Regions from separate parts of the Homo sapiens genome. Here region 2 is linked to region 1. Evidence: read pairs that join two places in POLR2A ChIA-PET (ENCODE). Cell type or tissue: A673. All regions are shown on one strand.

Region 1 (5,000 bases):
GTGTGTGCCCGCCTGGATGAGGGTAAGGCGATCAGCCTCTGAGTGGGCAAGGGGACGTCTGATTACTGCCCAGGCTTCGCCTGGGGGTCCAGGACCCTGTGAGATGCCCCTGCTCTCTGCCTGGCCAGCTCTAGCTCACCCGGAGTAAGGATCCGCACCGTCCTTCTATCCACCGCGACCTGCATTTTCTGGCCTCCTCCGAGTTTTGTTCACATCTTCCCTCCCGGATTTGATATTCCAAGCATCTTCTCCAGGGAAGACTCCCAGAAGCCTTGCTTGTCTGTGTGTGTGTGTATCTTTCTCTTTCCCTGTTCCCCGTCCTGTTCCCCATTTGTTCTGATTGTAGTCATTTGGTCATGGAATAAAATCCTCTGGCCTCAGGTCACATATGGGGAAGCTGCAGACCCAAGATTTACCAGCATAGGAGTCAGGCCTGGTGGGAAGGGAGAGCATATTTCCAACTCTTTCCTCCTGTCTTCCACCCCTAGTGGAAGATTTTGCATACTCAATTAATGAGTAGTTGGTTGACAAAAATGTCCACACGTGTTTAATCCCCTGTTTGCATATATGCAGATCTGTCCAGTGCCTGAGGAGGGGCTGGGTCTAGGGTGTTTGGGTGCACCTGTGTGATCTCAGCTGGGTGACTCCGGATGGAAGCAGGTGCTTGTTAGTGTCTGAAGGGCCTTGCAGGGAGAGGTATGTTGACAATAGAGGAGTCCCTGGGCTTTCTATTTTTTCAGTTGGTGGTAGAGGTTAAGCGCTCCTGTTTTGGGACCCAGATCAAGTAACTTACCCTCTTAGTTTCAATTTCTTTAGGTTATAAAGTGCTCACTCAATTGTGGGTTTTGTCATTATGGGAGGGGGAACTGGCAGGGAAGGAGCCAGCTGTGGGGAGAAGAGAGTTAGGTGAGTCCTGAGTGTTTTTGTGGATTACTGTGCCCACCCCAAGACCAATGACTTGGCAATATCAGTGGTTGGCTGAAGATGTGAGCATGTGGTCCCCAGCCTGCTTCTGTACTGGACCCAGAGCCCCTGTGCGCACACATGCCTGCTGTGGCATTGATCCCACACTTGGCAAGGCAGAGCTTCTGAGAGGGTGCAGGAAAGGGAATAAGGAAGCCAGGGGCCCAGAGAAAAAGGTGCAATTATTATTATTATTATTATTTGTCACAGAGTCTCACTCTGTCACATAGGCTGGAGTGCAATGGCATAATCTCAGCTCACTGCAACCTCCACCTCCCAGGTTCGAGCAATTCTTGTGCTTCAGCCTCTTGAGTAGCTGGAATTACAGGTGTGAGCCACCATGCCCAGCTAATTGTTGTATTTTTAGTAGAGACAGTTTTCACTATGTTGGCCAGGCTGATCTCAAACTCTTGGCCTCAAGTTATCTGCCCACTTCAGCCTCCCAAAGTGCTGGGATTACAGCCATGAGCCACTATGCCTGGCCCGTTTTTATTTTTTTAAGGCCCAGAGCTTTTGCCTTAAGGATGAGTTAGTTTAAAAAAGAAAAATTGTTATAATCACAGTTAACTTTCACCCAGTTTCCTTTTTTAAAAAAATTTTATTGTATAAATAGAGACAGCGTCTTGCTACATTGCCCAGGCTGGTCTGGAACTCCTGTGCTCAAGGAATCTTCCTGCCTCGGCCTCCCGAAATTCCAGAATTACAGGCTGAGCCATCACTCCTGGTCTCGCCCAGTAGATGTTTCAAAGTAGATGTTTTCTAAAATATTTTACAATATTTACAAATTTTAAATAATAATAACGTTATCAATATTAATTTTGCTTATGCCAGGACTCCATCCCATTGGAGACAAACATTAAGTCTTATGGCAGACCTTACAGCGGGTGCTAGTTCCCACTCCCAAGCCTCTCCCCCGCCTAGGTCCTGCAGGTCCCGCGTGCTGCGAAACATTTTCTTTGTCCCTTTCTGCCCAGGGCGGCTGCCGGTCTCTCCAGGAACCGCGAGTAGGTGCTCCCGCCAGGTGGTATCGGTGAAAGCCTGCTGCTCACCCTTCCCTTGTTTCCCAAAACTTCTGAAGGCTCCCAAATTCCTGGGAGACCCTCTCCCAGGGCCTCCTGATGCAGCTACCATACTGAGCGATCCGTCGATAACGCCCTTGGCCCACCGATCAGTTTACCTTATTAGAGAGAAAAGCACTCTTGGAGGTAGTAAGATGGGCCGGTCCTTGATCTGAGAAATGGGCGCACAACATCGCTGTTCTCTCTGCAAAGGTGGGGACCAGAATCCAGCTTGCCTGACCTTGCAAGCAAGCATCGGCCTAAAGGTTTCAGCCTCCCAGTGGCGCTCTGTTTGCACGCCTTAGGCTAGGAGAGGAAGGACGGGAGCACAGCACTGGGTGCCCCTCTCCCTGTAGAGTCTGGGGCGGGGCTCAGTAAGAAGGCCTGCGGTTGGTGGCTCCCCACCTCATAGCTGCAAGTAGGGGCGAAAGCTGGAGTGTCTCCTCCCAGCAGCCTCCTCGCCTCCCCGCAAACCTCCGAATCTCCCTGGACCTCCTGGTTGCTGTGGCCCTTCCTCCCCTGATTGGCTTCCTCCCTCTTTCCCAAGGCCAGAGAAGTCCTCTCTTCCCCTCACCTTCCTCCCTCTTCCCATAAAACTTTTAGGAAAATGGGGGCGGGGGCGGTGGAGACCACCAGCCTGGAACTTCAAGTTCAATGGCAAAGTCCCTGACCCTCCCCCCAGGCTGGGCGCCAGCATTATTCTAGGGGCGATTAAACTCTTTTGCTGCCCCCTGTGCACCTCCCAGTTCGGGGGCAGTTTAGGGGAGGAGAGAAGGTAATGGTGGAATTCTTTCCCTCACTCTCCCCCGACCACTTCGTCCCCTCCCCCTCATCCCCTCTACACAGAACTAACTGGTAGGGAGAGAGGAAGAAAGGCTGGCATCGGTTCCTCATTGGATGTTTTAAATCTGTCTCAGGCCCAGGCCAGTGCCTGGGGGGAGGGGCGGGGTGTCCTGCTTTTGGGCTAGAGGCCCGGGGCCGCTCCCGAGCTTTCTCCCCTCTTCCCTGGAGAGCGACTGTTCGGGAGGGTGAGAATGGTATAAATTTCAAAAACAACGAAACCTTCTTTTGCCCCCTCCGCAGCAGTCGCCTCCGGGCTTTATTGCAAGTTTACGGTAACGAGTTCATCTATTTAATTCGCGGTTGCAGCTCGGGGATTTCTATTAGACAGGACGGGTTGGGGCCGGGGGGCACAGGGTCTCCCCTGAAGGAAACCCAATTAGAGTGCAGCACTTAGCACCTTCAATATAACTTTAATGAAGGGGGGGAGGGGAGCTGCAGGGAAGAGAAGTTTGCTCTAGGTTGGGGAAGGAAAGCTGGAGCTGCTCCCGAGAACTGGGGGGCCTGGATGAGGCTTTTTCCTGCTTCGAGGGCTTTCCAGCTTCCGGCCCGGGAACTACTATTTGGAGTAGGGATCGCCTGCAGGGAAGGCGGGGCGGATTCTCGGCTGGCGGCGGCCTCGCAGGGTTCCCGGAAGCGCTAGCCAGCCGGAGTAAAACCCGAAAGATGGAGCCTCAGGTTCGCGCTCTGCGTTGCGGGTGCTGGAACCGAGATTCAAAAAGAGCTTCCGGAGGTAGTTTCTACGCATTGCGCCACTACTCCCTTATTCGGCTTCTGGAGGCCTAATAAAATCCACTTGCTTTGGAGTTAGAAATTATTTCGGGCCTGGAGCCCGCGTAGACGCGACCCTGTGATCCCATTTCGTAGCTTGCTGAGAGATTCGCTGCGGGAGTTTGGCTCTGAGGGAGGGGAACGGTCTGGAGGGCAGCTCAGGGTACAATTGCGCCTTGTTAGTGAAAAGGCGCCCTGCTTATTTTCCGGAGTATATGTGTGTGCCTCTGCGTTTATTCGTCTGTGAGCTCATTGTCTGGATTCACCTATTGTGACATTGTGTTCACACGTTTGTCCGAATGGTAAGCAAAACATTTCCTCCTGTAGCTTAACATAGCCCTTATGTAAAAATAAATATCTGCAGGCGAATATAGGTTTGTAGATTTTGTTGTGATTTAAACACAAATAAGTGAGAGATTTCAATGTGGTCGTCCAGGGATAGGTGGGAGACTAAAATTGGGAAGGGATTCCCAATGAAAGCGTTTAATACAAAACGAAATTAAATATTTTTTGCACAGGTTCCATACAAGTAAATCCGAAAAAAAGTGTGTGTGGGGGGGTCCACACCACTAATTATTATGGCGAGGAAGATAAAGAAGACATGGACAGAAGGCGGATGGCTCTGCGGCCTGGCTCCCGCAGACCGACCGCCTTCTTCTTCCATTCGAGATGGCTCGTACCGAACCTCCTTGCCTTCTTCCTGGGTCTCTCGGGGGCTGGACCAATACATCTGCCGATGCCCTGGCCGAATGGCAGGCGACATCGGGTCCTGGACCCCCACACGCAGCTCAGTACCCACGAGGCCCCAGGCCGCTGGAAGCCTGTAGCTCCGCGGACGATGAAAGCCTGCCCGCAGGTTCTCCTGGAGTGGTGAGCCTCTGTCGGAAGGGGGCGCCCACGTCTTTTTAATGGTCCTAACACACCAGTGGAATAAATCTCTAAGATTCCACATCTTTTGTTTGCTCTGAATTTATTGCGAGTGAAAAACAGAGAAAATCCTCAAGTTTAAGTTTCTGATAGCAGAGTGTGGGAGTTAGAGCATGGGGAGTCCAGAGGTTCCAGACCCCCAAAGGTCTCTACCAGGGCCATCTCCGTTAGTGGCGGTGGCAGCCCCTCTTGTGGCCTTTTTCCTCTCTCCAAGGGGTCACCCCGCACCATGCCGCTCCCCCTCATCTATCTTGCCCCCTCCCCACAGGCCCATCTGCGCTGAACTCTCGCCAGTTCCGAAGTCGGCGAGGGAGGGGGTTTACTTGCCCGATCGTTGGTGGGTTTGAGCTTATAGAGGCAGAGGAGTAAGAACCTGCGATATTGAAAGCTACCCACATGGGGCTTCCTTGAAGGAGGACGTGGAAGGCAGAAAGTGACCTG
Region 2 (5,000 bases), 580 kb before region 1:
CAATGCACTGTTACCCAGGCTGGAATCTCAGGAGTCATTCCCAATTTCACTTTCACCTTCTTCTTCTTTCTTCTTCTTCTTCTTCTTTTTTTTTTTTTTTTAAGATGGAGTCTTGCTCTCTGTTACCCAGGCTGCAGTGCAGTGGTGTGATCTCATGATCTCGGCTGACCACGACCTATACCTCCCAGGTTCAAGCAATTCTCCTGCCTCAGCCTCCCGAGTAGCTAGGACTACAGGCACGTGCCACCATGGCCAGCTAATTTTTGTATTTTTAGTAGAGACGAGGTTTCACCATATTGGCCAGGCTAGTCTCGAACTCCTGACCTCAGGTGAGCCACCCGCCTCGGCCTCCCAAAGTACTGGGATTACAGGTGTGAGCCACTTCGCCCAGCCCCATCCCCCTCTTCTAATCAATCCTTGAGTCCTGTCGATTCTCCCTCTAAAATATTACTAAAATCCTCCATCTTCTTTCCGTTCCCAGTTGCCAATGCCTTAGGGTCATGTAGCTATCGTCTCACGTGAGAACTACAGAAACAGTCTCCAAGTTAATCTCTGTATCAGCATTCTTCTTCTCCACTCTATTCATTGTGCAGCCAGACTCGCTCCCTACAGTACACATTGATAATGTCACTGCTCTGCTTGGAAACTTTCGGTGGGTTCCCAATGCCCCTTGTTAACTGGTTTTTGTTTTTGTTTTTGTTTTTTTTGAGCCATAGCCCCTGTTGCCCAGTCTGGAGTGCACTGACACGATCTCAGCTCACTGCAACCTCTGCCTCCTGGGTTCAAATGATTCTCCTGGGTTCAATCTGAGTAGCTGGGATTACAGGTGCCTGCCACCACACCTCGCTGATTTTTGTATTTTTAGTAGAGATGGGGTTTCACCATATTGGCCAGTCTGGTCTTGAACTCCTGACCTCAGGTGATCTGCCTGCCTCGGTCTCCCAAAGTACTGGGAATACAGGCATGAGCCACTGTGCCTGGCCACCCCTTAACTTCTTAACAAAGTAGACAAGGCCCTGCATGACCCAGTCCCACTCACTGTTCAGCATTGTTACTCACCTCCTAGATTTAGTGTTCCTTAGTAAAATAGAACTTGTCTCAGCTGCTCCCATGGGCCACAGGCTCCCTCACCTTGGAACCTTTCCTCTGCCTGTTTAGCCTCTACTTCCCTTCTCATTTCATGGGGCTTACTCCTAAGCAGCCTTCAGATCTCAGTTCCTGAGTTACTCACTCCCTAGAAGCCTCTCCTTGACACTCTCTGACTGTGTGGGGTCCCGGTTACACGGTCCACAGTGCTGTGCCCTGTGCTTTCCTGGAAAAGAGCTTGTGATTACACTGCCTTCTATCTGCCTGTCTTTGTCTCAGTGTCAATCACTAGTTGGAAAGTTCTGAGGACTGGACCTTGTTGGTTTTGTTTGCTTTTGTGTTCTCAGCATTCAGCACTATATCCAGCACAGAGTGGGGCCAAATAAATACTTGTTAAATGAGGCCGGGCGCGGTGGCTCACACCTGTAATCCAGCACTTTGGGAGGCCGAGGTGGGTGGATCACCTGAGGTCAGGAGTTCGACACCAGCCTGACCAACATGGTGAAACCCTGTCTCTATTAAAAATACAAAAATTAGCTGGGCGTGGTTGAGGATGCCTGTAATCCCAGCTACTCGGGAAGCTGAGGCAGGAGAATTGCTTGAACCCGGGAGGCGGAGGTTGCGGTGAGCCAAGATCATGCCATTGCACTCCAGCCTGGGCAACAAGAGCGAAACTCCATCTCAAATAAAAACAAAACAAAACAAAACAAACAAAAAAACTTGTTAAATGAGATTATGATGAAATGAAGGGGGCAGTGGGAATTTGTATTCTTAGTTGAGCAGATTTAGTTACAACTAACTCCAAGATATTCCCCTGGTGATTGAACTAGTTGTGGCAGAAAGAGATCAACTACCTTTGGAGACAGTCTCCTCAAATGGCTCCTTATACAACAATAAGAGTCTGAAATGCCACAAGAAGTGAGACTACTGAGTTGATCCTTTTAGGACCAGGGAAGTGCCTTGTGAAAATCAGCCTTAAATAACTAAATGTGTCTGTCTGCCACCTCTTCCTACACCACACCTTCTTTTCTTGTTTTGTTTTTTGAGACAGGGTTTCGCTCTGTTGCCCAGGATGGAGTGCAGTGGTGCAAGTATAGCTCACTGCAACCACTCCTGGGCTTAAGTGATCCTCCCGCTTCAGCCTCCTAAGTAACTAGGACTACAGGTGCATTTCACCATGCCTGGCTAGTTAAAAAAAAAACTTTTTTTTTTTTTTTTGTAGAGATGGGGTCTCCCTATGTTGCCCAGGCTGGTCCTGAACTCCTGGGTTCAAGCAATCCTCCTGCTTGTTGGGATTATTGGAGTGAGCCACTGTGCCTGACCCACCACACCTCATTTCCTCCCTCTCCCAGGCCAGCTTCTCCCTACAGTTCGCAACGTCTTATGGGAAATTACCTATAATTCTTTAGCTTTTTTTTTTTTTTTTTTTTGGGAGACAGGATTTCACTCCCTTCACCTAGGCTGAAGTGCAGTGGCATGATCTCGGCTCACTGCAACCTCTGCCTCCTGGGCTCGAGATTCTCCTGCCTCAGCCTCCAGAGTAGCTGGGACCACAGGTGCATGCCACTGCCTAATTATTTTTTATTTGCTAATTATTTTGTATTTTTTTTTTGTAGAGATAAGAGTTTTGCAATGTTGCCTAGGCTAGCCTTGAACTCCTGAGCTCAAGTGATCCCCCAGCTTCAGGCTCCCAAAGTGCTGGGATTATACCCTGCCCAGCCTGTCAGGGCATTTTTAAGCTCCTCTTGGTACAAGATATGTTACTGTCCATTTTCCGACACTGAAATTAGGGCAGTTTCTGACTTAAGTTTTCTTGTAGTGTTGCCTTGCTGTGAAGGGGAAATACATACTCTGTCTACCTCTCACATTGTAACTCGTAAAAACTAGCTTTAGCTCTTCTGCTATCTCACAGGCAGAGAGTGGGCAGTGTTGTCTGAGAGTCTTTTGATCCAAGTCAACTTGCTGAAATGTGTGAAATGTGGTCTTCCACCTGCCAGATGCTGTCATCTGCATCACCTGCAGGGGACAGTAAGGCATTTGCTCCCCGGGGGTTGTTCAACGCTCCTAACTTTGACTAACACTTTGTAGCACCCCTCTTTAGTCGTAATGCCAGGAGTAGGGATGAAGCCTTGGGAAGGTGCTCTCTGCCAACTCGAAGAGGGTGCGAACAGGAAGCAGATGAGTCTCAGCAGGGTACCTGCAAAAGCCAGGCTCCCAGTCTGTCTGCTCTTGCTCCAGGGGAACACTGACCCTGCCGACTGCAGATGTAGAAGCCTCGCCACAGTGATGAGAACTGAAATGAGTGAAATCAACTCTCTGCCCTTCAAAACAAAAGAGCAGGCAGAAGTGTAAGGAGGATGGCACAGTCCCAGAGACCATATGCATCCTGCTGTGGGAGCCTGGGAGCTTAATCAAAGCACCTACAGGTCCCGGGATCTGACTGTCTTTTCCAGATTTCATCCCTTGGCTGTATACCCGAAAAGGGCTGCAGGGCTGAGATGTTTAAAGCATGAATGGAAAATTTCTAACCTTCTCTCCCACTACCACCCCCATGCGTTGCTCCAGCCCAGTCTGAACACCACGAGGTATTTTAAAATAATTTCTACTTTGATGAATTGCTGGGGAGTCCACAATTGCTCATAATCAAAGGGAGAAAAATGCAAATGAGATCCGGCCGAGAACTATCACCACCAAACGTTTATTTCACTGCACAGTGCCAAAAAGAATTAAAACAACATTAAACTCACAGCAATCATGTTTAAGCCCTCGTTTCCAAGTGCCAAATTGCACCACTCTGGATCATACAGATGTTCGTTAATTATGCTAATTTTTATTAAACTATTAAAATGGAGAGAGTACTGGCTCAGTCAGGCAGACCCCAGCTCTGAATGAACCCTGCTCCTGTCTAAAGGTGCTAATTTACTGCATTTTTATTAAGTTGCTGATTCTTGAGTTTTAGTTTTAGGATGGCAAAGAGAACTGAATTTCTGGGATCAATGTTTTCTATAAAGTCTGATTTCTCTTTGCCCAGATGTTTGGAAAGATTGGAAAAATGCTGAGAGGCTCCCAGGAGACCTGAAATCCTCAATTTGGAAGTGTTTCTGTCTTCAAGGTAGGGATGCACATCTACAAGTGACTGTGTTAGGGCTTCAGAATTATACATGCTCACTATTCCATAACTCTACATATATTCTCAATGGTAGGGCTAAGATTTAAATTATACAAAATTGTTCAATGAAGATGTTTTAGATAAGAATATAAAAAGTTATTAAAAAAAAACCCACAAACCTTTCCATCAGGGCTTGCTTCTTGCCACAAAGTCTTTTTAGAAACTTTCATCTAAAATAAGCACAGTGTATGGTTTGTTCTCCTCATAAATATTTCTAGGTTTGACTAAACATCTGCTTCTCTCAATACCAACCTTGCCCCACCTCCTTGAACAACCCACATGAAGAAGTCTTAAAAATAAAAGTTGGCTATTTGCACTCCATTATATGGCTGTAGAAACTATTGGTCTGGATGAATGAAGCATTGAGTGAACCTGAAATAGACGCAGCGCTCACCATCAGCAACAATCAAAGTGTTTATGGCAGATTTCACACTGCCATAAAAGGATTTATGCTAATCTCCATCAACAAGGAAAAAAAAAAACCCTACCAAACCTGCCATAAAAAGAACAGCAAATTCTATAAACAAAAAGCAGTATGGCCACCAACAATGGGCATGTTGCACAGCTTGACTCTGCCTCCAGTGGTTTCCTATTGCTGTTTATGGTTTCAGGACTATCATGGACCTCCTCAGAGCTCCTCCTGTCACAGGGCCCTGAGTCCCTGTGTGGTGCTGCAAATACCCTGTCAGTAGGTGTCAGGGGATATTGGGGGAAAACCAGCAGGCGCCTATCATAAGGCTTAAAA

The links. ChIA-PET counts read pairs that join two places held together with the same protein. Peaks named below come from ENCODE experiments on the same cell type or tissue, not always from the same donor. Only the 100,000 strongest peaks of a DNase experiment are listed, where the experiment ranks them.
Region 2: POLR2A ChIA-PET joins it to region 1 with 5 read pairs; 2 of 35 experiments call an interaction of 5 or more read pairs at or near these places.

The regions. Positions count from the first base shown.
Region 1 is chr17:48,720,178-48,725,177 of GRCh38, forward strand. PRAC1 (PRAC1 small nuclear protein) reads right to left here and starts at 2,341. Exons shown (of 2, transcript NM_032391.3): 1 at 2,141-2,341; 2 at 1,542-1,722. The coding sequence starts at 2,215. The coding sequence ends at 1,624. PRAC2 (PRAC2 small nuclear protein) reads left to right here and starts at 3,008. Exons shown (of 2, transcript NM_001282275.2): 1 at 3,008-3,136; 2 at 4,151-4,581. The coding sequence starts at 4,234. The coding sequence ends at 4,506. HOXB13 (homeobox B13) reads right to left here. Exons shown (of 2, transcript NM_006361.6): 2 at 4,586-5,000. MIR3185 (microRNA 3185) reads right to left here and starts at 4,298; the gene lies at 4,231-4,298. RefSeq lists enhancers at 2,287-2,801, 2,802-3,317. In A673, CTCF peaks have their summits at 503, 2,254 and 4,516 (motif pointing right); DNase peaks (open chromatin) are centred at 2,414, 2,914, 3,464, 4,504 and 1 weaker place; H3K4me3 peaks cover 5,000 bases; H3K27ac peaks cover 5,000 bases.
Region 2 is chr17:48,140,694-48,145,693 of GRCh38, forward strand. The region is part of intron 11 of SKAP1 (src kinase associated phosphoprotein 1); the gene reads right to left. Among named protein-coding and RNA genes, the nearest start is that of MIR1203, 13 kb to the right of the region's middle. RefSeq lists an enhancer at 3,125-3,194. In A673, no CTCF peak of the experiment used is centred here; no DNase peak of the experiment used is centred here.